Regions from separate parts of the Homo sapiens genome. Here region 2 is linked to region 1. Evidence: chromatin contacts called from ENCODE Hi-C or POLR2A ChIA-PET data. All regions are on one chromosome and are shown on one strand. The core of a region is the stretch at or near the end of the contact, and the rest is flanking DNA. Distances in the headings are between cores, read along the strand shown. Region 1 holds the start of ZNF888 (zinc finger protein 888). Region 2 holds the start of ZNF845 (zinc finger protein 845).

Region 1 (3,991 bases), core at 284-2,783:
CTTCAGCCTGGGCAACAAGAGCAAAACTGCATCTCATAAAAGAAAAGAAAGAAAGAAAGAAAGAAAAGAAAACAGGGAAAGAGAGTCAGCTGTTGAACTAAGACAGAAGTAACTTTTTTCATTCAAGAATACATAGGTGGCCAGGTGTGATGGCTCACACCTGTATTCCCAGCACTTTGGGAGGTCGAGGCAGGTGGATCACCTGAAGTCAGGAGTTTGAGACCAGCCTGGCCAACATGGTGAAATCCTGTCTCTACTAAAAATACAAAAATTAGCTGGACTCCATCCACAGCTTATTTAACCTCTTGTTGCTCCTTTTCCCCAATCTTTAGATTGTTCTCAATGTCCATAGATTTCCACCTCTTCTCCCATCTCTCCTGAGCTCTCCCTGTTAAATTCTCTCTTCCCCGTTATACCCCCCTGGCCCCACTCTCTGGCACCCCAGATTTCCCAGGTGTCCTCCCTGCTGTGGTTCTCCCTCTGTTCTCCTTGCCACCAGCACCACTCTGCTCTGTCTGCCCTGGCTCCAAATCCCTCCTCCTCTCCCTCATTCTCATGAGCCTTTCTGTTTGCTGCCCCTCTCCCTACCTTGCTGTCTGTCCTTCATCTCTCTGTACATCCAGCTTTTCTCTACATTTCTCCAGTTGCTTTTCTCCTCCTGCTTTGTTATCTTTTGTTTTTTCACTTTTGCTGTCTCTTGGCAAATCCCTGACCATCCCCTACTTTGCCATCTGTTATGGGTCTTTCTCCTTCTTCTTTTATCTGTCTCAGGTTTTCTACTGCTCTCTGATTCCCTCTCTCTGTCTCCTGATCCCTTTGGCCCACACAATCACAGGAGGGTTTGGAGTAAGACGCCTGCATCCCAGAGAAGCGCATTTTCCAGGGGCTGGAGCTGGGCAGGCAAGAACACCCCGTGTCACAGGACAGGCCCCGGGTACCTCCCCAACGCGGGCTCAGGGAAAGCGGTGACTGCGGAGGGGAGACTTGGGGAGCAACAGGGCCCGGCATGAGGAGGGAGGTGGGGGGGAGATGACGCCTTCGGACAAGGGTGGGGTCCGCAGGATCCCACCACCGGGCAGAGAACGCGGCCTCCCTGGGACTGTGGTGTCAGCGCTGGGCTCCAGGGGCCGACGAGGGTGAGGCTGGGAAGCGCCAGAGCAGGGATCCACCTCTCGGGTGAGGACTTTAAAAAGCGCGGGGTGGGAGGAGTCAACAAACGGTTGTGAACGGGAAAACTACGCGATACAAACTGTATACATTGCCCTATAGCAAAAAGACCGAGGACAGGGCAGCCTCAGGGCGACTTTAAACCCAAAAGGAAGTGACTTCCGGACTCCTAGGGGAATGTCTCCATTTGCTCTTGTTGAAGGAAGAAGGGCGAGAATTTCCAGGTCTGTGGAGACCCCACATCCCAGGTACAGAATTGCCGGGGACCTGGAGGCACAGCCTCAATACAACACAGAGCAAAACTCACCGCCGCAGTGTGACTTCCAGTCCACGCGATCCGCTTCCTGGTCCGGGCGAATCTACAAGCACAGGACAGAAGCCAGGCCTCCGTGGAGCCAACGAGGTGGGCGGGGCCTGGGCGAGGTAGGGGCGGGGCCTGGGCGAGGTAGGGGCGGGGCGCCAGGCGGAGAGACCTGCCCTGTAGAACCGGCAGACGCGGGGCGGGGGCGGATCTGTGCTTCTCTCAGCCGCGTACCTAGCCGCTGTTTTTCGGGTTTTGGTGAGGGAAGAGACAGACCCTCTCATATTGTTTTATATTGTTTTATACTCAGTACCTGTTTTAAGAAAAAAAACAACAAGGAAGTAAAACCGAAGACAGGCAGCCCTGCGCCACGCCCAAAACCAGGCCTGGGCCTGCCTGGCCTAAACCCAATAGTTAAAAATCAACTCATAACTTAGAAACCAATGTTTTTCATAGATTCCAGACATTGTATAGAAGAACATTATGAAACTCCCTGCCCTGTTCTGTTTCTCTCTACCAGTGCACGAAACCCCTGTGTATATATCTGGGACTGTAGTCCCTGTTACGTATCCCCTAGATTGCTCAATCACGACCCTTTTATGTGAAATCTTTAGTGTTGTGAGCCCTTAAAAGGGACAGAAATTGTGCACCCGGGGAGCTCGGATTTTAAGGCAGCTTGCCGATGCTCCCAGCTGAATAAAGCCCTTCCTTCTACAACTCGGTGTCTGAGAGGTTTTGTCTGTGGCTCGTCCTGCTACACCGGAGGCAAGAGTGGCCAGGAAGGCTGAGGCATGATTCAAAAGCCCTGGAATTGTCTGGAACAGGGATGCAAACTAGAACGTGAAATGCAAAGCCCTGCCTAGGCAGAAAGTACGATCTCATGCTGATGGTACACAGAACAGAATAGAAATCTCTCCCTTTCTATTCTCCATTTGCTTCGGAGGGAGAGTCCACCCTGTGCTCAGCTTCAGAGACTTCCCTAGGGCCACCGCCTGGGATGCCGGAGGGAGTGTTCAGGCCAGGGAGGAGTGAGGTCACCACCTGCTACTTAAACACAGCAGAAATGTGGAAGTGGGGGCGGGAGCCTGAGGTCCAGCTACTCAGGAAGCAGTGGCGGGAGGATCATTGAGCCCGGAGGTCCAAGCCAGCCTGAGTGACAAAGTAACACCCCCTGCCGCAGGGATCCCTTCCTCATCTCTTTTTTTTTTAATTTTTAAAATAAAATTTTCATTGTGTGAGATAGGGATCCAACTTTATTCTTTTCCATGTGGATATCCAGTTAGTTGTCCCAGCACAATTGTGGATGACATCTATTAGTTTCTTTTTTTTATTTACTTTTTTTTCTTTTTCTTTTTTTTTTTTGAGACAGAGTATTTCTCTGTCACCCAGGCTGGAGTGCATTGGCAAGATCTCGGCTCACTGCAGCCTCTGCCTTCTGGGTTGAAGCAATTCTTCTGACTCAGCCTGCATAGTAGCTGGTATTACAGGCACGTGCCATCATGCCCGGCTAATTTTTGTTCTTTTGGTAGAGACAGGGTTTCACCATGTTGGCCAGGCTGGTCTCAAACTCCTGACTTCAAGTGATCCGCCTGCCTCGGCCTTCCGAAGTGCTGGGATTACAGGCGTGAGTCACCGTGCCGGGCCCAAGAAATACTCTTTACTTCACTTTTTAAATGTTGAGAAAATACAATTGAAAACTAAAAAATCTTCCCCAGATGAAAAATCATCTTCACTATGATAACAGAGAAGGAAATAACAACCATTTTATTAATAAAGAGCCTTAGACCTGAATGTAATGGGAAATAGAGGCAAACAGTTGAGAGGTTGAAAACAGAGAGAGAAACTTCACTGTTCTATACAACCCATTAAGTACATGTTTTCTTTTGTCTTTTTTCTTTCTTTTTTTTGGAGACAAGAGTCTCACTCTGTTGCCCAGGCTAGAGTGCAGTGGCAAGATCTCAGCTTACTGCAGCCTCCACCTCCTGGGTTCAAGCAATTCTCCTGTCTCATCCTCCTGAATAGCTGGAACTACAGGCGTCTGCTACCATGCTGGGCTAATTTTTGTATTTTTAGTAGAGACGGAGTTTGACCTTTTTGGTCAGGCTGGTCTCAAACTCCTGACCTCAGGTGATCCACCTACCTCAGCCTCCCAAAGTGCTGGGATTACAGGCGTGAGCCACCGCGCCCAGCCTAAGTACATGTTTTCAAGATAAACACTAATCAGTCCTCAGGGAAGAGGACTTGACAATACCCTTGGTCACACATAGTTCATCCTGGCTCTACTTGGTAATGGAGGTGACCATTTGTGTCAGCTAATTAGCTTCATCCTGAGGAAGGGGGGAAAACGCTAACCCATGTCTTTTTGACAAGTGTGAGTTTTACAACATGGCGACAGGTGCCATCTCTAGTGAGGCTCCTACAATCCGACAGAAACCGACATCAGCAGTAAATAATAAAATTTAGAATACATGATTAAGTATAGAGTTTATGTGAACACAAAACTTGAGGATAGCCACCTGGAAA
Region 2 (4,292 bases), core at 1-2,500, 410 kb after region 1:
CAGTACCCGTATCTCGGTAGGAAATTAAATATTTCAAACATCAAATAATTCCAATGTAAATGTATGGATCTTTAAATAATTCTGAGCCTTGAAAGGAATGTGGTCATGCAAGCTGAGTCCAGTGGTATGCAGGCGCAACTTCTAAGAGTTTTCCTGGCCAGACGCGGTGGCTAACGCCTGTAATCCCAACACTTTGGGAGTCCGAAGCAGGTGGATCACTTGACGTCAGGAGTTCGAATCCAGCCTGGCCAACGTTGTGAAACCCAGTCTCTACTAAAAATACAAAACTATTAGCCAGGCTTGGTGGCGCGCGTCTGTAATCCCAGCTAGTTGGCAGGCTGAGGCAAGAGAACTACTTTAACCCGGGAGGTGAAGGTTGCAGTGAGCCGAGATCTCGCCACTGCACTCCAGCCTGGGTGACAGAGAAATACTCTGTCTCAAAAAAGAAAAGAAAAGAAAAGAAAAATCTAAATATAAAAATGAAAGTAATAGATCTCTTCCACAAATGTGCTGGGACAACTAACTGGATATCCACGTGAAAATGAATAATGTTGGATCCCTAACTCACAAAATCAAAAATTTTATTTAAAGAAATTTTAAAAAAGGAGAGAGAGAGAGACGAGGAAGGGAGCGCTGCCGGAGGAGGTGTTACTTTGTCGCCCAGGCTAACTTGGACCCCCCCCCCGGCTCAGCGATCCTCCTGCCACTGCTTCCTGAGTAGCTGGGACCTCAGGCTTTCGCCCCGCGCCCGCATCTCTGCTGTGTTTAAGCAGTAGGTGGTGACCTCACTCCTCCCTGGCCTGAGCACTCCGTCCCGCATCCCAGGGGGAGGCCCTAGGGAAATCTCTGAAGCTGAGGACAGGGTGGACTCTCCTTTCCCAGTGAATGGAGAATAGAAAGGGAGAGGATTTCTATTCTGTTCTGTGGGCCGTCAGCATGAAATCGTATGTTCCACCCAGGCAGGGCTTTGCATTTCACATTCTAGTTTGCATCCCCGTTTCAGACAATTCCAGGGCTTTTGAATCATGCCTCAGCCTTCCTGTCCGGTCTCGCCTCCAAAGCTCGAAAACAAGAGGCGCTGGGAGCGAGGTTGAGAGACGCACGGGTCCCACCCCGGCCCCGCCTTCTGCCAATTCTAAAGGGGAAGGTCTCTCCGCTTCGCGCCCCGCCCCTACCTCGCTCAGGCCCCGCCTACCTCCCCGCGGGTCCCGCCCAGGCCTGGCTTCTGTCCTGCGCGCGCAGATTCGCGCAAACCCGGAAGCGGATCGCATGGAGTGATGGTCCCACCGCAGCGGTGAGTTTTGCTCTGTGTTGTGTTAAGTCTGCGCTTCCCAAGTCCCCGGCGCTTCTGTACCTGGGACGTGGGGTCCCCATAGACCTGGAAATTCTCACCCGTGTTCCTTCACCTAGAGCAAATTTAGACGTCCTCGTCAGAGTCCAGGGGTCGCTTCCTTTTGGGTTTAAAGTCGCCCTGAGGATGGTCCCTTCCCGAATCTTTCTGCTATAGGGCAATGTATACACTTCCCATCGCGTAGTTTCCCTGCTCAAAACCTTTTTCTGACTCCTCCCGACCCGCACTTTTTAAAGTCCTTACCGCGAGGCGGATTCCCGCCCTTGGCGCCTCCCAGTCTTGTCTTAAGGCGCCGTCGCCCCCCACCTCCCTCCTCGTTCCAGGCCCTTATGCTCCCCAGGTCTCCCCACCGCAGTCACCGCTTACCCTGAGCCCGCGTTGGGGAGGTGCCCGGGGCTGTCCTATGACACCGGGTGTTCTTGCCTGCCCTGCACCAGCCCCTGGAAAATGCGCTCCTCCGGGATGCAGGCGTCTTACTCCAAAGCCCTCCTGTGATTGTGTTGGCCAAAGGGATCAGGAGACTGAGAGAGAGAGCAGTAGAAAACCTGAGACAGAGAAAAGAAGAATGAGAAAGACCATAACAGATGGCAAAGTAGAGGATGAGTGAGGGATTTGCCAAGAGAGAGCAAAAATGAAAAAAACAAAACAAAACAAAAAACAGCAGGAGGAGCAGATCCCAGGGAAAAAGAAAACAAGAGCTAGAGAGAGAAGGGGAGAATGAGAGATATGTACAGAATTAGGGAGGGAAGCACAGTAATGAAGAAAGGGGGGCTGGGCGCAGTGGCTCACGCCTGTAATCCTAGCACTTTAGGAGACTGGGGCAGAGGGATTGCTTGAGTCCAGGAGTTCAAGACCGGCCTGGGCAAAATAGTGAGACCCCCCCCCCCATCTCTGTCAAAAAAAAAAAAAATTTAACTGGGCGTGATGGTGCACACCTGTAATCCCAGCTGCTCTGGAGGCTGAGGCAGGAGGATCACTTGAGCCCAGGAGGTCCAGGCTGCAGTGAGCAGAGATCATGCCACTGCACTCCAGCCTGGTCAACAGAGCAGAGCCTGTCTCAAAAGATTAAAAGGGGTGGGGGACTTTGGGTTCAGATGAGTGGGTGAGTTCATTGGATATGATTAGTTGTGATATGTTGACTTCTGTTTATATAATCTAATAACTTAGAACTTGTTTAAATTATACAGATGATATTGAGAATTTTAAAATTCCTATCTATAAGACACATACATTCTGTAAATCTTGGCATTAGAGGTCAGCTTCCACTTGGAATCCCTATTCAGCCAGAGGGTAGTGACTTAATTCAATTGTGAGAGCCTCTCTTCCCTCTTCCCATGGTGAGGTAGGAAATGGGGCAGTGAAGTGGGAGAAAAAAATCACTTTCTGTTATTATGTAATAATTTTAATTTAATTAATTAATTTATAGTTTGAGACAGGGTCTGGCTCTGTCGCCCAGGCTGGGGTGCAGTGGTGTGATCTCCTCTAACTGCAGCCTCGACCTCCTAGGCTCAAGCGATCCTCTTACCTCAGCCTCCTGAGTAGCTGGGACCACAGGCGTGAGCCACCAAGTCCGGCTAGGTTTTGTATTTTTTTTTTGTAGAAATGGGGTTTCACTGTTTCCCAGGCTGGTCTCAATTCTGGCCTCAAAGGATCGTCCTGCCTTGGCCTCCCAAATTACTGGGATTACAGGTGGAATTACAGAGAGGAGCCACCGTGCCTGGCCTACATAGTCGTTTTTTGTTTTTTGTTTTTGTTTTTGTTTTTGTTTTTTTGAGATGGAATCTCACTCTTGTCCAGGATGGAGTGCAATGGCACAATCTCGGCTCGCTGCAATTTCCGCTTCCCAGGTTCAGACTGATTCTACTGCCTCAGCCTCCCAAGTAGCTGGGATTACAGGCATGAGCCACTGCATCCAGCTAATTTTGTGTTTTTAGTAGAGACGGGGTTTCTCCATGTTGGTCAGGCTGGTCTCAAACTCCCAACCTCAGATGATCCACCCGCCTTGGCCCCCCAAATGCTGGGATTACAGGCATGAGCCACCACGCCTGGCCCATAGTACTTTTTAAAAGGGACATCAGGGCGTAGTGGCTCATGCCTGTAATCCCAGCACTTTGGGAGGCGGAGGCAGGTGGATCACAAGGATCACAAGGTCAGGAATTCAAGACCAGCGTGACCAACATGGTGAAATCCCATTGCTCCTAAAAATTCAAAAATTAGTTGGGCATGGTGGCATGCACCTCTAATTCCAGCTACTTAGGAGGCTGAGGCAGGAGAATCACTTGAACCCAGGAGGCGGAGGTTGCAGTGAGCCAAGATTGCGCCACTGCATTCCATCCTGGGCGAGAGCGAGACTCCATCTCAAAAAAAAAAAAAAAAGGAACATCAAAGCTGGGCGTGGTGGCTCATGCCTGTAATCCCAGCACTTTGGGAGCCAATCACCTAAGGTCAGTAGTTTGAGATCATTCTGGCCAACATGGTGAAACCCTGTGTCTAGTAAAAATACTAAAAAAGTAAGCTGGGCATGGTGGCATGCATCTGTAGTTCCAGCTGCTCGGGAGCCTGAGGCATGAGAATCACATGAACTTGGGAGGTAGAGGTTGCAGTGAACCGAAATGGTACCACTGCACTGCAGCCTGGGGGGCAGAGCGAGGCTTCATCTCAAAAAAACAAACACCACCACCAAAAAATGAAAGCAAAAGGCACATCAAAAGTGCTTTTGTTCTCGTTGTGTAACATATTTTCTTTTTTTTCTTTCTGGTTCCTCTTCCTTCCTTTCTTTCTTTCTTTTTTTTTTTTTTTTTTTTGCAGTTTTACTTTGAGATAAATCTTAGTTTTAAATATTTCTTTTTTAATACATAATCACTTCTGAAAGATGCATTTGCAGCATCCTATAACCAGCTCACATTGTTCAGTTATTTTCCCATTGACATCTGAATTTGTT

The links. Hi-C counts contacts between places; a loop is a spot of excess contacts on that map. ChIA-PET counts read pairs that join two places held with the same protein, here RNA polymerase II (POLR2A). Pooled maps may share reads with other maps.
Region 2: a loop to region 1 is called in a pooled map, with 10 times the contacts of the local background. The contact joins the promoter of ZNF845 here to the promoter of ZNF888 in region 1. A Hi-C loop is called at or near these places in 8 of 50 pooled maps. POLR2A ChIA-PET finds 5 or more read pairs at or near these places in 2 of 52 experiments (GM12878 and K562).

Annotation. Positions count from the first base shown.
Region 1 is chr19:52,921,895-52,925,885 of GRCh38, forward strand. It overlaps ZNF888 (zinc finger protein 888), which reads right to left and starts at 1,534. Exons shown (of 5, transcript NM_001393938.1): 1 at 1,475-1,534. ZNF888-AS1 (ZNF888 antisense RNA 1) reads left to right here and starts at 1,455. Exons shown (of 2, transcript NR_186336.1): 1 at 1,455-1,570; 2 at 1,779-2,185. RefSeq lists enhancers at 462-1,195, 1,196-1,927, 1,417-1,466, 1,747-1,916 and a silencer at 1,607-1,656.
Region 2 is chr19:53,332,499-53,336,790 of GRCh38, forward strand. It overlaps ZNF845 (zinc finger protein 845), which reads left to right and starts at 1,251. Exons shown (of 4, transcript NM_138374.3): 1 at 1,251-1,294. RefSeq lists enhancers at 367-1,231, 1,330-1,379, 1,650-1,739 and a silencer at 1,040-1,259.